Regions from separate parts of the Homo sapiens genome. Here region 1 is linked to region 2. Evidence: chromatin contacts called from ENCODE Hi-C or POLR2A ChIA-PET data. All regions are on one chromosome and are shown on one strand. Each heading gives the region's core, a stretch centred on a gene start or an enhancer-like site at or near the end of the contact. The rest is flanking DNA. Distances are from core to core; before and after follow the strand shown.

Region 1 (5,951 bases), core at 3,089-5,588, 140 kb before region 2:
TCTGCCAGTTGCTATTGCACTTTCTGGCTATCTCTTCCCCATTCTCTTGCATTTCACTTCATGGTCTCTTTATGTTTTATTACACCCTTAAAATTTATGTTGGAATGTATAAATGTTCATTCCTTTTTTCATCTGTTTTGTAGCAACATGTTTCTAGTTATTACAAGAGTTGATATATTCCTTTTTTATCTTTATTCTTAAGAGTATTTTTATGTGAATGCTGAGAAAATTCCTTTAGTATTTCTCATATGTGAAAGTTGAATTTCCTACAGGACAAAGGAAAGGGGTTGTAGAATGTGCCCCAGCCTGCTAGCTCAAGGGCCCTCTCATCATTTGCTACAGTGACAGACTGTTGCCTCATTTTGGGGACATTATGGAGTCACCGCTCGTTCTCCATAAGAGCATAAATGATTACCAGGTAGTTGTTACTGTCTTCTCTCCTTGATACTCATACATAACTCATAGCACATATGGAAGCAACCTTCTAAATACCCATGTTTTATCTTTAAAATGTTCTTTGTGTGTAGCTGCCCATTTGTTTTGTGCTAACTGACTGACCCTATTACCTTCAGTTGTAACAACCCATTTAAGGTAGAAACGAAGGACACTCATCTCCATGTGTTTTCAGAATTTAAATGAAAAAATAAAAAGAGGCTGATGTCACTTCCCAGTTTAACGCAGGGGTTTTATTTATTTATGTACACTCAATCAAACTATGACTATTACAAATGGTTTTACCGCTACAATAAAGATAGTTAATTCATAACTCAATAAAAATGAAGAGTGAAAGATTAAAAAAGGAAAGCAACAATTCTAAACTATAAAATCTACTTCAGAAAGCTACATACAGCAAAGCTCAATAAATAAATTATGAAAAAAAGAATAATATGGGATAAGTTTTATGGTTTAGGAGATACCTTCCTATAAGCCAAAAACCTAAAAAAAAATGCTAAAGGTATAGCTTGCTATAGTACGTGGTAGGAGAAATTAACATGTATAAAATCAATAACACTCACATTATGTGATAGTCTACAGCCAAAGAATAATAGAAAGCAAGTGAAATGCTTAGCATAGCTATTTAGTCTACTAAATTAGGTTTGTGAAAATGGGAATGCCAAATGCCTTAAGGCTTATGGCAGGTGCAAAAGCAAAACATCAGAGGTCAACCTAAGGATATTTTTAATATAAAATTAATGTACCTGCATTGTAAGCATTATTTTTTTTGTATGGTAGAAAGGAAAAAATTCTTGTATTATTCTACTATAAATGTGTATTCTTTGCTCTACTAAATTTGCATGTCATCGTCAGCCTTTCACTTTGTCTTCAGCTAACAAGAACCTCTTGGGTTCATCCTTTGGAGAACCTGATATGGAAAATGGACTGAACTAGGAGAAGAGCCTTTGTTTAGACCACATGCTGAGGTCTAGTGGCTTCAATTAAAAATATATAAATGTGGCCGGGCACAGTGGCTCACGCCTGTAACTCCAGCACTTTGGGATTCTGAGGCGGGCAGATCACGAGGTCAGGAGTTCAAGACCAGCCTGACCAACGTGATGAAATCCCGTCTCTACTAAAAATACAAAAATTAGCTAGGCATGGTGGCACGTGCCTGTAATCCCAGCTACTCAGGAGGCTGACGCAGGAGAATCGCTTGAATCCTGGAGGCGGAAGCTGTAGTGAGCCAAGATCATGCCATTGCACTCTAGCCTGGGACGACAGAGCGAGACTCCGTCTCAAAAAAAAAAAAAAATTATGTATATATATATATGCTTAATCTCTAAGCTTTGGAAGGAACAGCCTATCTACAGAAAAATTTAAAACTTGGTCATGACAGGTACAGAGTTGGGCCCCATTAATTTTGTTGACATTGAGGTCAGCAGATTCTGTAAATTTTCACTATACCTCTCATATGATCTGCCGCCACACCATTCATACTCTTAACTTTATTTCTCCTCACACCAGTAAATTACTAAAACTGCCAAGTTTTTTTTTCACAAATTAATATCTTTAGCATTCTCCTCCTTCAGCCTGCAATGAAATTATCTACTCCCCTCCCTCCTCCTTCCTCCTTGACTCCCGCTAATGCACATTTGTGTTTGGTTTCCACACCAAATGAGCTACCTTCAATAAGCATCCCACAACTCCACAGGGAACTTTTGTTTCTCTACCTTCTGTGCTGTCAAAGCGCTTGGCTCAGAATGAGAGATCTGTCTGCATTTCAGATCTACAAATTACTCATTGTGTGACCTTGGACATATCCCTAATATTTTTGAGCCTCAGTTTCTCAAAAATTAGAATAAAGATACCAAACTCCTGGGGTTTTGTGAGAGTAAAATGAGACGATGTGTGTAAGAGACTCAGTGCAGTGTCAGTATCTACCATGTGCTATGCACTCTGCGTTTTCTTTTTCTTTTTTTTTTTTTTGAGACGGAGTCTCGCTCTGTCACCCAGGCTGGAGTGCAGTGGCGTGATCTCGGCTCATTGCAACCTCTGCCTCTTGGGTTCAAGAGATTCTCCTGTCTCAGCCTGCGAGTAGCTGGGACTACAGGCCCATGCCACCACGCCTGGCTAATTTTTGTATTTTTAGTAAAGACAGCGTTTCACCATACTGGTCAGGCTGGTCTTGAACTCCTGACCTCAGGTGATGCACCCACCTCGGCATCCGAAAGTGCTGGGATTACAGGTGTGAGCCACCATGCCCGGGCCAACCCATAGCCTTTTGGTCTTCTCTCAGCCAAGGCATCCAGTGAAAATGCAATTTATTTTTCAGATTCCTCTGGAGAATTAAAAAGTCTCTTTTGCGGCTGGACACAGCAACTCACACCTGTAATCCCAGCACTTTGGGAGGCTGAGGCAGGCAGATCACAAGGTCAAGAGATCGAGACCATCCTGGCCATGGCCAACATGGTGAAACCCTGTCTCTACTAAAAATACAAAAATTAGCTGGGTGTGGTGGCACAGGCCTATTGTCCCAGCTACATGGGAGGCTGAGGCAGGAGAATTGCTTGAACCCAGGAGGCGGAGGTTGCAGTGGGCCAAGATTGAGCCACTGCACTTGCTCTGGTGAAAGAGCAAGACTCCGTCTCAAAAAAAAAAAAAAAAAAAAAAAAAAAGTCTCTTTTGCATCAAATTGCCATACTCTCTGCTCTTGGTCCTCTTTTCCATGTACTCATTCTTCAAGCATTTATTTTCTCATTGCCTGATCCAGATCATTGCAATGACCAAAAAATTTTCGAATGCTATGATTTTTGTGATATTCTTTTAGCAAGTTAATCACGATGTTGCATTCTTGAGTGTGCAAGTGTGGAGGTAAGTCAGGATGCATCTTTAAGACAAAAAGATGGGTCACGGCAGTGCCACACCACTCACGGCCACACCAGGAGAGCTGAAGGGGCAGTCACCAACGAAGATGCCTGACCCAGAAGCTGGCTGCCAGGGAGCCAAGAGCCAGGTCACTCCACAGGTGGCCAATGCCCGGGGGTGGCCCTCCACCGCCGAAGCTGCTGCTGCTGCTGCTGCTGCTGCTTATTATTATTTTGAGACGGAGTCTGGCTCTGCCTCCCAGGCTGGAGTGCGGTAGCACGATCTCGGCTCACTGCAACCTCCGCCTCTGGGGTTCAAGCGATTCTCCTGCCTCAGCCTCCCGAGTAGCTGGGACCACAGGCACGTGCCACCTCACCTGGCTAATTTTATTTTTTGAATAGACAGGGTCTTGTTATGTTGCCCAGGCTGGTCTTGAACTCCCGGGCTCAAGCGATCCTCCCACTTCAGCCTCCCAAAGTGCCAAGACTACAGGTGTGAGCCACCACACCTGGCCAAGTTCTACTTTTCTAATATTTAAAATATGAAATAGGCCGGGCACGGTGGCTCACACCTGTAATCCCAGAACTTTGGGAGGCTGAGGCGGGCAGATCACCAGAGGTCAGGAGTTCGTGACCAGCCTGGCCAACATGATGAAACCCCGTCACTACTGAAAGTACAAAAATTAGCCGGGTGTGGTGACAGATGCCTGTAATCCCAGCTACTCGGAAGGCTGAGGCACCTAAACCCGGGAGGTGGAGGTTGTAGTGAGCCGATACCATGCCACTGCACTCCAGTCTCGGCGACGCAATGAGACTCTGTCTCAAAAAAAAAAATAGATGATGTCAGTGATTTCTATTACATGAGATCTGGAAGCACTCTGTACCTGATTGCTCCACGTTTAGTGGTGCTAAGTTCAAATAATTCAGGTGGTGAGAAACTGACTTCCGTAGGAGTGCGGGTGTGCGTGCGTGCCGCGGAAATCCCGCCTTCTGGCGCCTGCGGTTGCCCCCTGGCCTCAGCCGGTAGGCTCCCAAGTAGGAAGATAAACCGCATTGCACGAAGCGGGAGAGTCCAGAGGAGCGGCGAAGCGCTCCTCTTCCCCATTGGCTGCGCCCACGGAGCCGCCTTGCGATTGGCCCTAAGCGCGGGTGGCTGGGGTTGCGAGAGGCATCAGGATCCCTGGCGGCGCCTGAGCCAGCGGCTGCTAGGAGGCTGTGTCCGCAAGCCAGCGGGGCGAGGCGCCTGGGCCCTGCGCGTCAGGTCCCGGCCTGGGGCACCGGGGCTGCCAGCGTCGGAGGAGGTGCGGGCGCGGGGTTGGCGGGCGGCCGAACGGGGGCCTGCGCGGACCGCCCGCGGCTCAGCCTCCGGTCTCTCTCCGTCTCTAAGTGGTGGTGGCTGTGGGTTTTTCTGCAGGTGATCCTTTTGAGTAATTTGTTTCACGCAGGCGCCCTGCTGTAGGGTAAAGCGGCAGATTCATGCTGCTGTCATTTGTCGTTCAAACTGTGGGCTTCTTGGCCAGGCGCGGTGGCTCAAGCCTGTAATCCCAGCACTTTGGGAGGCCGAGGCGGGCGGATCACGAGGCCAGGAGATCGAGATCATCCTGGCTAACACGGCGAAACGCTGTCTCTACTAAAAATACAAAAAATTAGTTGGGCGTGGTGGTGGGCGCCTGCAGTCCCAGCTACTCGGGAGGCTGAGGCAGGACAATGGTGTGAACCCGGGAGGTGGTGCTTGCAGTGAGCTGAGATTCCGCCACTGCACTCAAGCCTGGGTGACAGAGGGAGACTCCATCTCAAAACAAAACAAAAAACGATGGGCTTTCTGTCGTGTGTGTGTACCTTTTGGATTTGAGGGCAGGGGGATGACATTGTGATCTGGCCTCCTGAGAAACCAGGCACACCCTGCCTACCTTGGAAGGCGGCTTTCCCTTCCCCACCTCCCTCTCCCTCCATCTGTTCCCTCTTTCCCTCTCTCCACTTCACTCCCGTCCCCCAGCTCTTCTCTCCCATCTTTTTGTTCTCTGTCTCTTTTTTTTTTCCTGCATTAAACCTTTCGGGAGTGTCTTTGTAAAATATTAAGAAGCGTTAGGTCTTCAACATGTGTGTTTACTTGCAGGCCTGAGACCTGGGAGGAAGCTGGAGAAAAGATGCCCTCTGAATCTTTGTGTTTGGCTGCCCAGGCTCGCCTTGACACCGAATGGTTGAAAACAGATATACAGGTGGGGTTTGACATGTCTCTTTCTTGGTGTATTTCTGCTTCCATGTTTAAATTTCTCGTGTAAGGCTTTTTTTTAGGGTATGTAAGGGGAAGTCAGTTGTATCTTGCTATATTAGAGGAGCAGGTTTGTTTCCTGTAACTTAAAATGTAACAGTCTTTATGGCTGTTTTTGTAGATCGTGCGCGGCTGCCTTTTAATTAGTTTCTTGCAAGTGCAGGAAATGAGATTTATTAATAGGGAAAATTTTTTTCTTAATTATTATTACTGGTTGAGAAATCTGCTACACTCCTAACCATATCATGGTGACTGTTGTTTGTTACTGATAGTTTTTGAGCTGTTGAGTTAACTGTCGAGGGGAAAATTGGAGAAGTAAGTTGCAGTAATTATGGCTGCTAGAAACTCACTCCTTTTATGAGGTCTTGTGTTTGTGT
Region 2 (5,727 bases), core at 3,205-5,704:
GAGCCTGCCAAGGCACTGCCAGCTGCTCACAGGCCAGGCCGGGCGGGCAGAGCCTCCTCGCTGCCTGCTGGCTTTGAAATTCATGTTTGAGACACACATTCCAGCCTTCACTGCTTGTTCAAGGTGATACATGATTTTCAGACTGGACAGCTTGGCCTCTTGTCTGTTCTTGTGTTTTCCTTTATGTACCAGGATAATGTTAAACCCTTCCCATGATGCTGCAAAAACCAAATAGTGCAGCACACACCCCACAGCCCGAAACAACTGCAGGTGCGTGTGCCAGTGGTTCTGAAAGGAATACAGAGACGTGTGGTTTCCGAATCCGCTGATTGTTTTATTATATACTGTTACAGATCATGTTATTCTAAATTACAAAATAAAACTTATGTTAATATACATTTATACAACGTATATATTATACATTATATAGCATGTAGTGATGTATGATGTAATGTATGATATGTACTATATAATAATTTATAATATATTATAATTATTATAATAAAAATGACTGGCCAGGCACCGTGGTTCATGCTTGTCATCTCAGCCCTTTGGGAGGCCGAGGCAGGAGGGTTGCTTGAGGTCAGGAGTCTGAGACCAGCCTGGGGCCACATAGTGAGACCCTGTCTTTCTAAAAAAAAAAAAAAAAATAGTAATTTGTTATTATTCTTCCTATTACTATTTTTAAGGGACAATTTTGGAAACATACTTTACTTTTTCTAGTGTAGCAAAGAATTTACATTTTGTCACCTGAAAGCGTCCTGGAAAATCCATCCTAGTGTCTTGTAATTCTAACAGTCACCAGGAAGGCTACTTTGAGAAAATTTCATATGGTATGAGGGAAAACAAGAACATTCTCATTTTTTTTTGTCTTGCTGAATTAAAAAAAAAAAATAAAAGCAACAACAAGAAAAAACAAAGCCCAGGGCTGGGGTTAAGTAGGTGAAGGAGGAAAGGGAGTCCCCACCTGCCAGTCTCAGTGCCGCTCTTTGCCATGCACACACCCGTATGTGTGCCCATGTGTGTGCACACAGACACCACCGGGTCCCCTTGGAGTTACCAGGCAAATGCATGTCATCAGCTGTTGTGCCTTGATGTCTCCTAAGCTACATAGAATCCCCTCAGACCACGCCTGACACCCAGGACACCAGGGCAGTAATCCGCACGCCCATTTCACTCTCACCATGTAAATTGCGTTTTCTATTTTCATTTCATTTTATGTCACTTTTCTTCAACAAGTAATTATTCTAGGGCTTTATAAGAACGCTGTGCTTTCTTAGTCTATTTATAATGAGTAAGAAGTTGTTTTTATTCTATTTCTTTTCTGTCTGTGCTTGCCATTTTTTTTAATCACGATTGGATAAGGGGGGATCCCTGCAAGATAACAGCGCCCACCAAATTAGAATCTCCCTGAAAAACATACAGTTAATCAGGAGGAAAATATAGTTGCCCATAGTCCATGATTATAGCACAACTAGGGGACAATTAATGTAGCAAACCTCTGTTTCCACCCAAGACCAGGATACAGGGTTTCAGGGCCAGGCCAGAGCCCCGAGCCATCAGGACCGGGCACAGGAGAGTGCAGCAGCGGCCTGGTCCCACCCTCACTCGGGAGATAATAAGAGACATCTGAAATGTCACTCAGGAATAAAAGAGAGGGTCTTGGAAAGTGCATGGGATGGGAGAGTCTGCTCCTGGGAGATGTTTCCTGGAGGTTTGGTGTGAAAGGGAAGAGAAGAATTAGCTGAAAATAAGGAACTTAGTAAAACAACAAATCATCCACAAAGAAGAGCTCCTCTCAGGGGAGGAGGAGGTGGAAGAAGAGGAAAATCTCTCTCCTTAATTAAAAAAACTGTACTTTAGAGAAGTAAGAGAAGAGTGCATGGCTGAACCATGTTCCTGAGCAAGCCACACAGACCTCTCCCTCCCTACTGACTCTACTCATCAGCTTTTGGGGAGTCTAAGTAAATTAATATAAACCCAAGCACACCTAGCGTCCATACAATATTACTGTAAGAAAAAGAAATAGAAAATGTGTAGCAAAATGCTGGACATGAAAACAGCCAAGAAGCACAAATGAAATGTAAGTAATAGGCAATTGCAAATGTGAAAAAACACCATGAGCCAGCTCTTCATAAAATAAGACTGGAAATGGATAAACAACGGGAGATATGAAATGAGAGCTAATTAAGGAAAGCAAATGAAGAAAAGTCTAAGATAATCTCTGAAATTAATAGTAAATGATAAGGTTCCCCAAAGGGATAGTAGTTACAGCTGAAAGCACAGTAGGGATAGAAATGAAAGAAATAGAAAAGATCAAAACCAAAGTGTCTGTTGGAAAGACATCCAATTTACCTGTAATTGGTGACCCTGAAGAACTAAAACAAGGCAATGGAACAGAACTAAAAATTTAAAACTGCAAGTCAAGAAAACTTTCCTAAAATAAAATTAAGACCCAAATCTACATGGAAATATAGTCCACTGCCATTCCGGGAATGGTTGACTCAAGATTTATGCTCTAGGAAGACTAAATTCTAAAGATAAAGAGAATATCAGCAGGGCCTCCAGGCAAAAGGACCAAGTTATTTACAAAGGAAATTTACAGAGTTGTTTACAAAGTTACAAGTTATATGCAAAGTCTGGTGTCAGACTTATAACAACAACAAAGAAAGCAAGACAGCAATGCACAATACTTTTAAGAAACTCAAGGAAAGAAAACGTGAGTGAAGGATTTTATGCCCAGCCAATGGTTCTTTAAGTGATTCAGAAACAAAAATATTGTGCCCACCAGGCACACTTAAAGAATCAGCTGGCATTAGTGATATGTCAGAGGCTGGACGGCAGAAATGGTCTGCCCTGGTTGCAGGCAATGAGGAGTTTCATCATCTGTCGATAATTTAAAAACAATAATAAAACTGACTGAAAGTCCGTCTGCTTTTTATGTCACTGTGATCCAACACTTTTAAACAATGTCAGCCAAAAAATACTCCTCCTGAAAAAACCTATTGTTGGTCTAATTTCTAAGCAATTTTTCCTATTACAATTGCATTTTAATGCTATGTGTAAACCTCAAATTAGCATATTTGCATTACTTATGCTTTAATAAACATTATATTCTACATGGCATTTAATTTGGAGAACTCCCAAGTATACGATCAGCCCCTGACATCTGCAGACTGAGGCACATGTGTTTATTTTGAGAGGAAGTTTGTAGCAATCCAGAATCATGCAAACTCCATTGAGGTCCGGACTCCTGTGACCCTGTGTATTCCTCTGTTTGGATAGCAGATTAGGAATAACCAGTGATATCACAATAGGTAAAGACAAAGAAACAGAACTTGGATTTCTTCAATTCTGTCATTCTATGTGAACACTAGAGGTTTTTATTGGTGTGTAAAATTTGAAGAGTAAGAGCACAGATGATGAGATTGGATATTTTTGTTTGATTGGTGCAACTTGTAGTTGACACATGAAATATTTTACTGAATATGAGCTGTACCATTAGGACTGAAATTCATCTTTTAAAATTGTCCATGGTTTTTAAAATTACAGATCCAGTTAAGGAAATAGTGATTATTACTGGTTATTATGTGATAATTACTGAAAACACTGTTGTCACATAGAGGATGAAGGTGTTAAAAATTAGCCACATTATGTATGCCACATAGCAGGGGACAGGCTTCATCCAATGAAAAGATGATGTGGGAAACTTTGGCGAAGGCACTGATAGTATTTTTACACTTAAACAAGTATTTTAAAATGTTTAAAAAAAATTGTATATGTATGACCGAAAGAAAGGTAGGGATAAGTATGGAGGAATGGCTATAAATGTTATATATTCTGACAAAATAGAAATAATGAATAAAAATAATAGTTGGAGTAGGAAGAGCAAAAGAGGAACAGAGAATCAGCTCATTGATTGCCCTGCAGGTAGGAAAGTGGTAACATTGTTTGGTATACAAGAATGACCACTGAAACAAAAATATAGACCTTAAATACCCAAAGAAATGCAAAAACAAAACAAAACAACTTTTAAAGAAGCAAACAAACCATATAGTGAAATACACACGGTCAATATAACACTAAAGAATAGAACTGAGACCAAACCTAGCAGCCGCATCAGTAAATTAGAGTGGATTTAACCCATTTATTAAAAGGCAAGACTGATTTTCAGATTGGTTCACATAGTGGCACCCAACTCTATGCTGTATAAAGAAGTCATATCCAAAACACAGTGATCCAGGAAGGCTGAAAATGACAGGAGGGTGTATAGCAATGAAGAGAGAAAAAGAGCTTGGGAGTTTTAATCCTGACTGCAGCCAAGCTAGTATCAGGCCAAAAGCATTAATGGAAACAAAGAGGGCCGCTGTCAATGCTAAAGGCTGCAATTTGCAGAGAAGATACACTAGGTGTGGTTATGTCTGCTTCACATAACATCACCAGAACCTCTACGATGCGGAAACCACAGGGGCGGTGGGGAGACATGAGGGACACGCAGTTCCAGGACATTGTGACTGCCTTGCTCAGCCTGAGACATGTGAAGGGGACCAAAACATACGCCTCCAAATGTACCAGACTTTGTGCTGTGATAATAGGGAATACAACTTTGTTTCGAGACTACTTGGAACACTTAGGAAAGTTGACATATATTAGCTTACAAAGACAACCTCAATGAGTTCCGTAACAGAAATAATACAAACAACATTCTGTGCTCACAATGCAATAAAACTAAAAATTAATCATAAGATTAAAAACCAAAAAGGCCCTTCAATTTGAAGAGTTACAAGATTAAACTCTATTAAATAAGTTTTTAGGTGAAAGGAAATACACAAACCAAGTGCATAATTTTTGAATTTGACGATAATTAAAATATATCACTCTGTGGAATACACATAAAGCTGTGGTTATAACCTCAGAAATGAAACCAAACGAATTAATGGATTTATCATCTAACTAAAAATGATAGATAAAAATAGCCAAATAAACTTAGAGTAGAATGACAAAAAATAAGAGTAAGATTGGAAATTCATGAGTTTTAGGAATGAGAAAAAAATGAAACTGATAAATACACAAAATACTACATCCTAGAAAAAGAATCAAGTGGACAAACCTCTGTCTAAGCTAATCATGAAGGGGAGAGAGAGAGACCCCAAACAACACAGAATAAGAAATGACATTAACAGAACAGAGCATATTTAAAAAAATCATTAAAAGCTTACTTTGTATAGTGCTTTGCAAGTAAGTGTGAAGACCTGGATAGAAAGGGAACTTCTTTAGGAAAATATAATTTATTCAGATTGACCCCAGTAGACACAGAAAGTTTTAAAAAAAAATTCCTACTGGAAAAAAATTCAAATCTATATTTTCACAGGAGAATTCTATCAAATCTTCAAAGAACAGATATCTCAATGCTACTTAAATTATTCTAGAACATAGAAAAAGAAACCTTAAGATTATTCAATGAGAAAACCACACACCAATCTCACTTAGGAATATTGATGTAAAATGCCTAAGTAAAACAGTATTAGAGAGAACCCTTTAAAAATGGTTTTGAGACAACTGGATAGCCATTTGGAAAAAGATAAAATTTTGTCGATATCTTTCATCATCTACAAGCATACATTTCAAATGTCTCTAAATAGGTAGTTACCAGAAAAACTACCACAAGAAAACATGGGTAAATTTTAAAATAACCTGTGGGTAGGGAAAATTATGATTCAAAATCCA

What was found. Hi-C counts contacts between places; a loop is a spot of excess contacts on that map. ChIA-PET counts read pairs that join two places held with the same protein, here RNA polymerase II (POLR2A). Pooled maps may share reads with other maps.
Region 1: a map of CD4-positive, alpha-beta memory T cell shows a loop between it and region 2 (15-fold over the local background). The contact joins two enhancer-like sites. A Hi-C loop is called at or near these places in 1 of 168 maps with a recorded cell type or tissue (CD4-positive, alpha-beta memory T cell) and 6 of 50 pooled maps. POLR2A ChIA-PET finds 5 or more read pairs at or near these places in 1 of 52 experiments (T-cell).

The regions. Positions count from the first base shown.
Region 1 is chr15:28,827,858-28,833,808 of GRCh38, forward strand. It overlaps the pseudogene PDCD6IPP2 and the pseudogene LOC100129687. Among named protein-coding and RNA genes, the nearest start is that of GOLGA6L7, 18 kb to the right of the region's middle. Within about 2 kb of position 4,339, at least 5 of the 41 ENCODE cell types and tissues checked have a DNase peak (open chromatin) inside an H3K27ac peak, as active enhancers do.
Region 2 is chr15:28,969,882-28,975,608 of GRCh38, forward strand. The region is part of intron 2 of APBA2 (amyloid beta precursor protein binding family A member 2); the gene reads left to right. Among named protein-coding and RNA genes, the nearest start is that of APBA2, 87 kb to the left of the region's middle. Within about 2 kb of position 4,455, at least 4 of the 41 ENCODE cell types and tissues checked have a DNase peak (open chromatin) inside an H3K27ac peak, as active enhancers do.